Regions from separate parts of the Mus musculus genome. Here region 2 is linked to region 1. A link is a loop called in an ENCODE intact Hi-C map of the cell type or tissue named here. Cell type or tissue: heart. All regions are shown on one strand. Links, peaks and the distances in the headings refer to the core of each region. The heading gives the core; the rest is flanking DNA.

Evidence for each region. Peaks named below come from ENCODE experiments on the same cell type or tissue, not always from the same donor. Only the 100,000 strongest peaks of a DNase experiment are listed, where the experiment ranks them.
Region 2: it touches region 1 in a loop (3-fold over the local background); 2 of 42 quality-filtered maps call a loop at or near these places.

What each region holds. Positions count from the first base shown.
Region 1 is chr3:61,362,970-61,368,341 of GRCm38, reverse strand. It overlaps Rap2b (RAP2B, member of RAS oncogene family), which reads right to left and starts at 3,835. Exons shown (of 1, transcript NM_028712.4): 1 at 1-3,835. The coding sequence starts at 3,285. The coding sequence ends at 2,734. In heart, for the core only: a CTCF peak has its summit at 2,695; DNase peaks (open chromatin) are centred at 2,371, 3,111, 3,811 and 4,521; H3K4me3 peaks cover 3,683 bases; H3K27ac peaks cover 3,066 bases.
Region 2 is chr3:62,504,623-62,509,994 of GRCm38, reverse strand. It overlaps Dhx36 (DEAH (Asp-Glu-Ala-His) box polypeptide 36), which reads left to right and starts at 3,007. Exons shown (of 25, transcript NM_028136.2): 1 at 3,007-3,277. The coding sequence starts at 3,056. In heart, for the core only: a CTCF peak has its summit at 2,819; a DNase peak (open chromatin) is centred at 2,934; H3K4me3 peaks cover 2,183 bases; H3K27ac peaks cover 1,046 bases; H3K27me3 peaks cover 495 bases.

The DNA.
Region 1 (5,372 bases), core at 308-5,307:
CTTCCATGACCTCTGGGAAGCCTCTGGAGAGGTGATTAATGCACCAACAATCTAGATCACTGTCCACCTTCAAGTATTTTCTGAGCTATATACTTGGCAACACTTTTGTTCAAAGCCTTCCAAATCATGAGAAGAGGGCCACCATAAGCATTTTTTTAAAAAGCAACCCCTCCAACAGTGCTTGACACATCTTCAAAATGCGTCAACACTTTAAATGTGCAACACTTTCATCGACCTAAGCAAATACACTCGTTCAAATGTTAAGAATGAATTCTTGTAAAAACATTATTTTTCAATTTGTATACTTGGAAGCAGAATCACATCTGACACTAATGGAGATGTGAGATCCGAGTTGGAGAATAAACAAAGGCCAGGACAGGCAAAATGTTCTTCCTGCCCACGAAATGATGAGATGCAACTTGGATGGAGAAAAAAAAAAATTAAGGCAATATATATTGTTATAGCTTTAAAGAAACCTGTGATCTCTTTTGGCTTTGCCAAGGGAGTAAATTCCTTAGTTAAGACTCTTCAGACATCAGCTTTGCCTCAGGAACCTGTGGTATTATATCTTATAGATACTTTGTTATTCTGTAAAGATTATTGTACTGGAGAGCCCAAGCAAAATACAAATAAAACACCAACACACATTGCCTCCTACTTTTAAAAACTGTTGTGGGCAAATAGAAGGAGAGCAAGGGAATCCTCTTCGTCTTGTTTACTTTTTGTTCTCAATCTTTGATTTGGTTCCAAATAAAAACTTTGGAAGGGTTGAAATAACGGCTAGAATAATTGTATTCCATCCATACGTTGTAGAGGGCAGGGTGTGTGAGATCAAAGTTAAGATCACTTCTGACTCGGTGTGGGACATAAACAGACAACATCAAACCAAGACAAATAGAAAGTGCCCCTGTTAGTTATTCTGCCAGGTCCACTTTGCTTTCCCAGGCCTAAGAGGGTGTTACTAGCTGGGGGTGGGGGGGGAGTCGGGGAGGGGGGGACTTGCCCCTTTGCTATCAACAGTAAAGTTCATTACTCTTCTTCAGCAGAGCAGTGCTTCCTCATCTGGACAGTCAGATGCCCTGGCCATACCCTGTGAGTCTTAGGCCTTGATACTTTTCTCCACTTTTAAAGACTTGGAAACATTGTTACCCAATTTTTCATAGAAATAATCCTATCTTCAAATTTTGACACATAACTCAAAAGGCATCATGGACCTGGCCCGATCCACCTCCCCGCCTGGCACCATATTCACGGAGACTGTAAATCACTGAATATGAAACACAAAACCACAAATAGTTTGGGGTTTCTTTAAAAATGACAGTTGTATTAAAAGTCTTAAAATGAAGAGACAGTGACTAAATGAGTGGAATTAAAAGTTACAACTTGTTAAAATTCTTTTGGTACATCACAATAAAATTTTGCTCTTTGCCTCTGGAGGAACACCCTGTAACAGATAACAGACATTTCGAAAACAACAGAAAAGGAGAGCTAAAACCTGAAATTAGAACAAAATGAAGGGGGAAAAAATTCAAGACTTATGGACTTAACATTGAAAAAAAAAGCTAAAATTAATGAAGCAATTCACGGAATAACAGGTCCTATTCATCCTGGCTCTTTCAGGAAGATGCTTAAAGTAGTTTTGGGGAAAGCAGAACAGCAGATTCTGGGACATGGTGGGAATTCACAGGTTGGCACCGGCTGGAACAGCTGAGTTTGAAGGCACTCTGCAGACACAGGGGTGCTGGGCGCCCTGAATCACATTTACGAAGTCTTTGTATTGTATTTTTAAAAGCTAGTCAGCAAAATCTGTCACTGCCAACCACAAAAAAAAAAAAAAAAAAAAAAAAAAGCTATACTTACACTCATACACACACACACACACAATAGCACACACAAAAAATGTGCAGATTTGTAACATTTTTCACAGCTGATTAAAAAAAAATACTACCATTCTCCCCCCAGACTCCCCTTTGATACAGTAGGTAATCAAAATAGATTTTTTTTCCCCACAAATATCAGCAGACACTTCCTGGCACCCCACACTGTATTGGCATCAGTGTTAAACAGTCCCAGTTCACATGTGCAATACTTCAGATTGGATACACTGTAACAAGAACCCAACTTTGCATAGACATCCTCAGAATCGTAATCAGTCCCTGGGTTGCCCTTCCAAGCTGGCAGAAAAGGAACCCCTGGTCTTAATTTCTAAATAATCCTGGAAAACAAGGAAAAAAAGTTTCGTCCCCTCTTCTGGCTCCTTCATATGATTTTCTTGGACCTCTTTCCTTGTGTTAAAACTTGGAACTATGAACAGTTGCTCAGGGGAACCCTCCCCCACTGCCTCCTTCCCCTTCACTTCCTCTGCTTCGCCACCCCCATTTTTTTTTTTTCAGGTTTGAAACTTTTGCTTGCCGGTGTCAAGCAGCCAATACAGAGCCTTAATGGCTATTTAAACGGGGAAATATGCATGAACCAAAATCAACGAGGAACGTACACGCTGTATAGAGCCATTTTTCCACCGGGGTCTCAGATGCTCTGCAACGTACACCCTCTCAGACCCTGGCTGAAGGCTGGGGATGCTGGCTACACAAGTCAGCCAGGTTCCTCGGACATCCCAGCCAAGACAACAAAGTCGTCTCCAATCTCAAAGCAAGAAGACAATCACATTAAGAGAATCGGGTGCGTTTGGCTTTGTGCACAGAGCGTGGCCAGCGCCCGGCGGCAGACGGCGCCTCACAGGATCACGCAGGCCGAGCAGCAGCCCTCGTCGCCGTTGGGCTGTGCCGCGTAGTTCATCTGCCTCACGATCTCTGCGAATAGCTCATCCACTGAGGCTTTGTTTTTGGCCGATGTCTCCATGAAGGGGCAGCTCCACTCCTCGGCCAGGGCCTTACCCTCGCCATAGGAGACCTCACGTTCACCCTCCAAGTCCACCTTGTTGCCTACCAGGATCATGGGTACGCGCTCGTACCGCTTCACGCGGATGATCTGGTCCCGCATGGGCTTGATGTCCTGGAAGCTCTGCTGGTTGACCAGGCTGTAGACGAGAATGAAGCCCTGGCCATTCTTGATGTACAGGTCCCGCATTGAGGCGAACTGCTCCGTGCCCGCGGTGTCCAAGATCTCCAGCACCGACGGCGACGAGTCCACCTCGATCTCCTTGCGGTAAAAGTCCTCGATGGTCGGGTCGTACTTCTCGATGAAGGAACCTGTTACGAACTGCACGGTGAGCGCGGACTTGCCCACGCCGCCCGAGCCCAGTACCACCACTTTGTACTCTCTCATGGCTCCGTCGGCGCCCTCGTCGCGCCTGCCGCGGCCCCGTCGGGGCTGCGCGCCGGGGAAGGCTGGGCTGGGCGGACGGGTGGACTTCTCCCCTTCCTCAACTTCGCAGGAAAAACCCCGGCGAGACTAGCCCGGTAGCACGGGCTCGCCAACAGACTAGCAGAGCCCCGCGCCAGGCCGACCGGCAGCGGGGGCGCGTCCCTAGGGCGCGGGTCCCGGGCCCCGCAGCAGCCCTGTCGGAGGACCCTGAGGACAATGCGCGCAGCCGGAGCAAGACAACGGCTGGAGCTCTTCGCCCCGGCAGCCTGGGAGGGCCGGGAGGAGGTGGCGGCTGGTTGCAGAGGCGGCTGCTAATTGGGCGTCCGGCTGAGACACGCGTGGCATGAGTCCCCGCGGAACGTGCGTCCAGCTCCGCGACCCATCACTCTCTCTCCTCTGTCTCCCGCAGCCTCCGCTGGGCGAGGGCTTCCTACTCGCCGCGCGCAGCCCAGCCCTCCCCGCCCAGCCGAGCATGCCCAGTACGTCGCCCGCGGTGCCCCGCCCGAACTCCGCTCCAGCTTTTCCGCCGCATCGGGAGGGGGCGTGACAGAGGGTGTGGCAAACAGGGGCTGGGCGGGGCAGGGCGGGGCGGCGCGAATCTTGGAACTGGGCAGTCTTGCTTGTGTGTGCTTGTAAGTGGAAAGCTCGCCAAACCGAAGTCACCTCGGTCGGGGCTGTGCGGCTGCCGGCCTCCTATGGGGACAGCAGGCAGCAGCTGGCTGCGACCTCTTCGTCGGCTTGCGCTGTTAAAGGATAGACACTTGTCCCCGAACTCAGGCTGCTGCGCGCCTCTCAGGATCGTACACTTGCAGGGCATTTTTCAGGCCCCGGAAGGTAGCAGAGGTTCGTGCTCCCACTTGGCCCGGTGTTCCTCAGTTTCCCACGAAGAACTCGACCTGAGTCCCTGTCCGGACAAGGAGTTAGGGCTGGGAATCTGTGGAGAGCTGCAGCCTTCAGGGCAAGAGTTGCGGGGTCATCCTACGTCTCCCCCCTCCCCAACACCCCTTTGGTTAGAGCCAAAATATGGCTTGTGGATCGAGCCCCGTGGCTCCCGCACCGAGTCAGGGCATGCTCAGTCGGAGGAGCAGGTTTGGGGCTTGCAAGTAGGAAGGTTTCGCACCGCACACCCACACGCCAGCTCAAATTACCTCTCCCAGACTCCCAACTCATTGGCCCCAGGATGTGAGTCTCACACCCCCAAATGTTTTTCCATTGGCTGTTGCTGAGGTTTTGTCGCTTTAGACAGCTTCATTGGCTGCAAAGTCGCCTCCGCTCAGGATTGGTTATTTATAGAGATTGAGTGGAGAGGCGGAGGCCCAGCTGTTCCTTCTCCACTGCTCCCCGCCCCCTTCCACCCACTGCCCGGGCCTGTGCATCTGAAGCTGAGAGGGGAAAAGAAGGAATTTAGGTGGAGTGCTCCAAACTAAATATAGTCCTTTGTTGGTGTTCAGGAGGGAGTCTGACTTCTTTAAGCCCAGTCACGACCGTCCCTTAAAGAGAGCAACTAGAGCTCATTGCTGCTCCCCGTCTTTAAGAAACCCTGAAGTTCCTAACTTGATCTTAGCAGGAAGAAGGCTGGGATGAGCAATGAGCCACCGCAAGTTCGTGGCATCAGGGGAGGTGGGGCTGCCCGGGCTTGCCTCTTCCCAAAGCTCTGTTTGGTGGGGAGGGCAGTCTCAAGACTTGGCTCCGCTCAGTTGCACGGCGATGTGAGGTGACGCCTGGACTTGTCCCGAGTCTCTCTAGATCCTTGCTAGGAGAGATGTCGAGACCTGTCTGTGTACTGCACTGGCAGCGGGAGCCCGGGGGCACAGAGGGGTGGGGATCGGCTTTGTGTCGAGTCAACCAGGGTTAAGTAGCCAGGCTTGCTATCCCCCTGCCACTAGCCTCTGCTTTAAACGTCCTCACGGAAGGAAGAACCGAGCAGTGTTGCTTTTGGTTCCAAGTCACAGCGGTACTTAGGGCTCCATTTGGGAGTGAACCTGCTCCAGATTCTTGGCTGCGGCCCCGAGTGTCCACAGCCGCAAGTACCTGCCAGCAGAGCCAGG
Region 2 (5,372 bases), core at 192-5,191, 1.1 Mb before region 1:
TCCAGTCTTCCCTGACTCTCCTAGCAAGATTAGGATCAAAAATTTTGGGGAGACTCTGTCTGCCTTTACATAATAAAGATTTCAAAAACTCAGATGCATTTACTCAAAACACTTTTAGGTCACAGTGGATTAATTTGGATCACTTCCTGGCCTAATAGCAATATCCATACACATACCTTTATTTTTCTTTACAAAACAAACAAACAAACAAACAAACAAACAAACAAACAAAACACCAAGCACTTAAAAACTCCTATCTGGCCAGGCAGTGGTGGTGCACGTCTTTGTTCCCAGCACTTGGGAGGCAGGGGCAGGCAGATTTCTGAGTTCAAGGCCAGCCTGGTCTACAGAGTGAGTTCCAGGACAGCCAGGGCTATACAGAGAAACCTTGTCACAGAAAAACCAACAACAACAATAACAACAACAACAACAACAAAAACCCTTCTATCTGCCGTTTTTTTGTAGCTTTTGCTTTTGTTGTTGGTCAAGCATCTCCATCACCTTTAAATCAGATGTCTAAATAAAAACCTTTGGTGAAAATTAAAACCAAGCGGTTAAATCACTCAATTGCTTTATAACAGGTGGCACAAGGCACTGACTAGTCTTGTTAATAATCAGCACATGGCTTCAAATCAGTGTGTGAATCTTAAACTGTGCTTTATATTTCTCAAGTGTCCTGCCTTGAATTCTGGAACATATACCTATTTTATGCTATTAGATATGATAAGTAAGTAAAGATTATTTTTAAATAAAGTAAAGTAAAAGTAAAGATTAAAGTAAAAGTAAAGTAAAGATTATTAAAGATAAAGTAAAGTAAAGATTATTTTTTTTATTTATTTACATTCCAGTCATCGCCTCCCCTCCTGCTTCCCCTCTCCCACAGTTCTTCATCCCATTCCTCCTTTCCCTTGCCTCCAAGAGGACAGTCCCCTCAAGACTACCCACTTCCCTGGGGTCTCAAGTCTCTGGAGGATTAAGCACAACTCTCACTGAAGCCAAACCAGGCAGACCTCTGCTATATCTGTGCCAGGGGCCTGTGCTTGGCCCATGTATGCTCCTGGTTGGTGGCTCAGTCTCTGGGAGCTCCCTGGGTCCAGGTTAGTTGAGACTGCTGTTCTTCCTATGGGGCCATCCTGTCTTCATCTTCTTCAGTCCTTCTTCTAATTCAACCACAAGGGTCCTCAACTTCAGTTCAATGTTAGGTGTAAGTATCTGTGTTTGTCTCAGTTCACTGCTGGTAAGGCCTCTCAGAAGATAATCATGCCAGGCTCCTGTCTGTAAGCACATCATAGATCAGAAATAGTGTCAGGCCTTGTTGCTTGGAGCCCAAGTTGGGACGGTCATTGGACTGACTTTCCTTTTGTCTCTTATCCATTTTTGTCCCTGCAGTTCCTTTAGGCAGGAACAAATCTGGGTCAGAAAATTTAACTGTGGGTTAGTAACCCAGTCCCTCTTCTTGAGACCCTGTCTATCTACTGGAGGTAGTAGTCTCTTTAAGTTCCCTCTCCTCACTTTTGGGCATTTTGGCTAAGGTCACCCACATTGAGTCCTGAGAGTCTCTCACCTCCCCGGTCTCTAGTACTTTAGTACTTTCTAGAGACCCCCGCGCCCCTCCCATCCCCTTGGCTGCTTATTTCCATTCATTCTCCTGGCCCTCTGGGCTTCTCTCCTGCTCACCCACCCAATACTTTATCCTGTTTCATTTTCCCCTCCCCCTTCCATTCGGCTACCTCCATCCCTCTGCCCCCATGATTATTTTCTTCCCCCTTCTAAGTGGGATTGAAGCATCCTCATTTGAGCCTTTCTGCTTGTTAAACTTTAAGTACTGTGGATTGTATCCTAGGTATTCTGTACTTTTTTAGTTAATATCCACTTATCATTGAGTACGTACCATGCATGTCCATTTGGGTCTGGATTACTTCGATGATCAGGATATTTTCTTGTTCCATTCATTTGCATGCAAAATTCATGATGTCCTCATTTTTAATAGCTGAATAGTATTCCACTGAGTAAATGAACCACATTTTCTGTATCCATTCTTTGGTTGTTTCCAGCTTCTGGCAATTACATATAAGGCTGTTATGAACATAGTGGAGCACATGTCCTTGTGGTATGGTAGGACATCTTCTCATATATTCACAAGAGTGGTATAGTTGGGTCTTCAGGTAGAACTATTTCTAATTTTCTGAGGAACTGCCAGATTAGATACAAGTAACCTATGACAGCCTCAAACTCATTATACAGCTAAGGGTCAAATTCTGATTTATCATCTTCCATCTGCTGTTTGCTGAGATTGCATACCTGCACCACAACACCGTTTATACTGTTTGGGATTAAAACCATGCCAGGCAAGCACTCTTATCAATTGAGCTGACACCCAAGTTCCAGGATTAAAGTTTTTTTTTTTTTTTAAGATTTATTTATTTTATGTATATGAGTTTACTATAGCTGTTTTCAGACACACCAAAAGAGGGTATGGGATTTGATTATGGATGGTTGTGAGCAACCATGTGGTTGCTAGGAATTGAACTCATGACTTCTAGGAGGAGCAGTCAGTGCTCTTAACGGCTGAGCCGTCTCTCCAAGCCTAGTATTAGAGAGTCTTTAAAGAAGGTATTTGGGTGCGTATATTTGACTGAAAGAGGTGCCAGGCGTTTTCTAAGAAATAAGAACTTCTTTGGTCTTTGAGGACAGAGTACACAATGGTCGATGGTTTTGTTGGGTATGTATTTGCATGGCTTTGCAAATAAGTTCTAGGTTTAACAAAGTAATTAAAATTCACTCAAATTTCCACATTTTCTCAGGCTAGTTTAAATTCCCCGCCATCCGAAGGACGCCCACCCAGGAGCTAAGTTTCTGGCCAGAACACGAACCGCGGCTCACACCGCTGGCGCCGTCCGTGACGTCACCGGAAATGTCTGCTTGTGACACTCAACGTCCCGCCCTCTCGCGCTGGGCGCCGGAAGCAAAGCAGAGGGGAATGTGCGCCCGCTTCCGGGCCCGGACGCCATTTTCAGCGGTTGAGTTTTGGCAGAGCTGCTAGTCGGCTCCGACAATGAGCTACGACTATCATCAGAGCTGGAGCCGCGATGGGGGCCCACGGGGCTCCGGCCAGGGCTCCAGCGGCGGCGGCGGCGGAGGGAGCCGGGGCTCGGGCGGCGGCGGAGGGGGCCGCGGCGGCCGGGGCCGGCATCCCGCACACCTTAAGGGTCGCGAGATCGGCCTGTGGTACGCCAAGAAGCAGACGCAGAAGAACAAGGAGGCTGAGAGGCAGGAGGTATGGAGGTCTCGTCAGGACGCGTTTGCTCTCCCTGGCGTTTGCTCGAGCTCGATGCAACCTCTGTCGAGCCCCGGGTAACGGGTCACCCGATGGGTTGCGCCTCCATCCCAAGCCATCACTGCTGCAGCCGATGCATGCTCTGTTTACGGACTTGAGAACTGAACTGAGGGTGAATGCTAAATTCAGACTCTAGCCAAGCCGACTCTTATTAGGGGATGCAATCATTTAGAATGCTTGCTGTCACCTTTAAGTTTTTTCCCCGAAGCAGCCAACAAAAGCATTAAAACACTGTCTTAAGTGTGTAGATCTTGGAGAAAAAAGTAGTTTAGGTAATAGTATTAGCATTAAAGTGAGTCATATGCTGGTCTTTTTTTTTTTTTTTTTCTCCCTTTCTGTTCTGAATTTTCTGTTGACTAGCAGCGCCTCTTTTAAGACTTATTGAAAGGAAGACGCTGTAGAGAAGTATTTGGCTAATTTCATCAGGAAATTGTCAGTTTGGTTTGTATCTTGAAGACCTGTAGTATAGGAAGCATCGTGTTTTTGTTGTCTGTTTTGTTTTGTTTTGTTTTGTTTTGTTTTGTTTTACCTGAGACAGGGTTTGTGTAGCCTTGGCTGTTCTGAACCTGCTCTGTAAATCAGGTTGGCCCTGAACACACAGAGATCCACCTACCTCCGAGATTAGAGGTGTGCACCACCAACCCAGCAAACATAATGGTTTTTGAGTGACCTGGTCTAAGTAACTCCATCATTGCGCAGAATCTTTAAGTGTTTGGACACTGTTTCATACATGCTTTTTTGAATGCTAAAGACCTTTGCATTCTAATAGGGGGAAAGAAATACCTAAACAAATAAGTTCAATAAGCGGATCTTTCCAGATATACACAGGACACACGTAACTTGTGCCCTGGATATTGATGCTACATAGTGCAGGCTGACCTTGTACTCCTAGTCCTCTTTTCATTCCCAGTGCTGGGATTTCATATGTGCACACCTCAGGGCTAGGCTTTTTTTATTAGTTGACCCCTTGATCCCAGTCCCATCCCCAAACTTCCACTTTAGCAAATGCCAGTGTTGTTTATTCACCTGCCATGTGGAAGTGAGCATTGATTTTTCTCTTTTCATTTTGGGAAATCTGTTTGCTCTGCTTTCTTGCTTATCTCTGCAGCAAGTATGGGTCAGACCTCTTAACTTGTTATTTGAATTATAGCCGCCCACCCCAGTCCCATTGTGGTCTCTTAAAACGTGATTCCTTAAGTGGTCTTTAGATCATTTTATTCTTTACTTCCCAACTTGTTTATTGAAGCCATGCAGCTTCTGCCTCTCATTGGTGTTGCCTGGGAACCATGTGATCTGGCTGTAACCTGTAACCCTCCTTGGGTTGATTTTTCCCAGCTCAAGCTCTGAGGCTGATGTAATCATTTATGATTTCTGCTCCTTATTACTTTTTTTTTTTTTTTTTTACCATTTTCCTCTCTAAAACGAGTCTTTGAATTATCTCTAAACATGGTTTTCAATTGGTATAATTCTTTTCAGCACTTTTGGCTTGATAAGATTTTTATCCTAGAATTTCCATCGCTTTTACATTCAAACAAGCCTCATGCTTGCAGATGAAAATACTCCAGTGGGTCCTCATAGTTCTTTCCATATATGTGTATGGCAAACTTACTATTATAGTACCTAATTTATAGAGATGATGTGTGCTAAGGGCCATAGACAGAATGCTATGTTACTAAATAGGAGGATATGGGCTTTCTAGTCAAATGAAAGGATCTTAAAAGATAGAGATAGTTAGCCGTTACTGGGCTACAAGTGAGGGCTTCTGGATGAGCAAGGCTTCGCAGCCTTTCTAATTCTGTGACCTTTTAATACAGTTCCTCATGTTTTGGTGACACCCCCCACCCCCATACACACATGCCTTAAATTTATTTGGTTGCTGTTTTGTAATTTTTTTTTTTTGCTCTTCTTATAAGTGTAATGTAAATGTCTGTGTTTTCCAGTGGGCTTACGAGACTCCTGTGAAAGGGTCGTTTGACATTAAGGGGTCTATGAGAGACGATGACCTAGAAACATCTTCACTAGATTTAGCATTTGG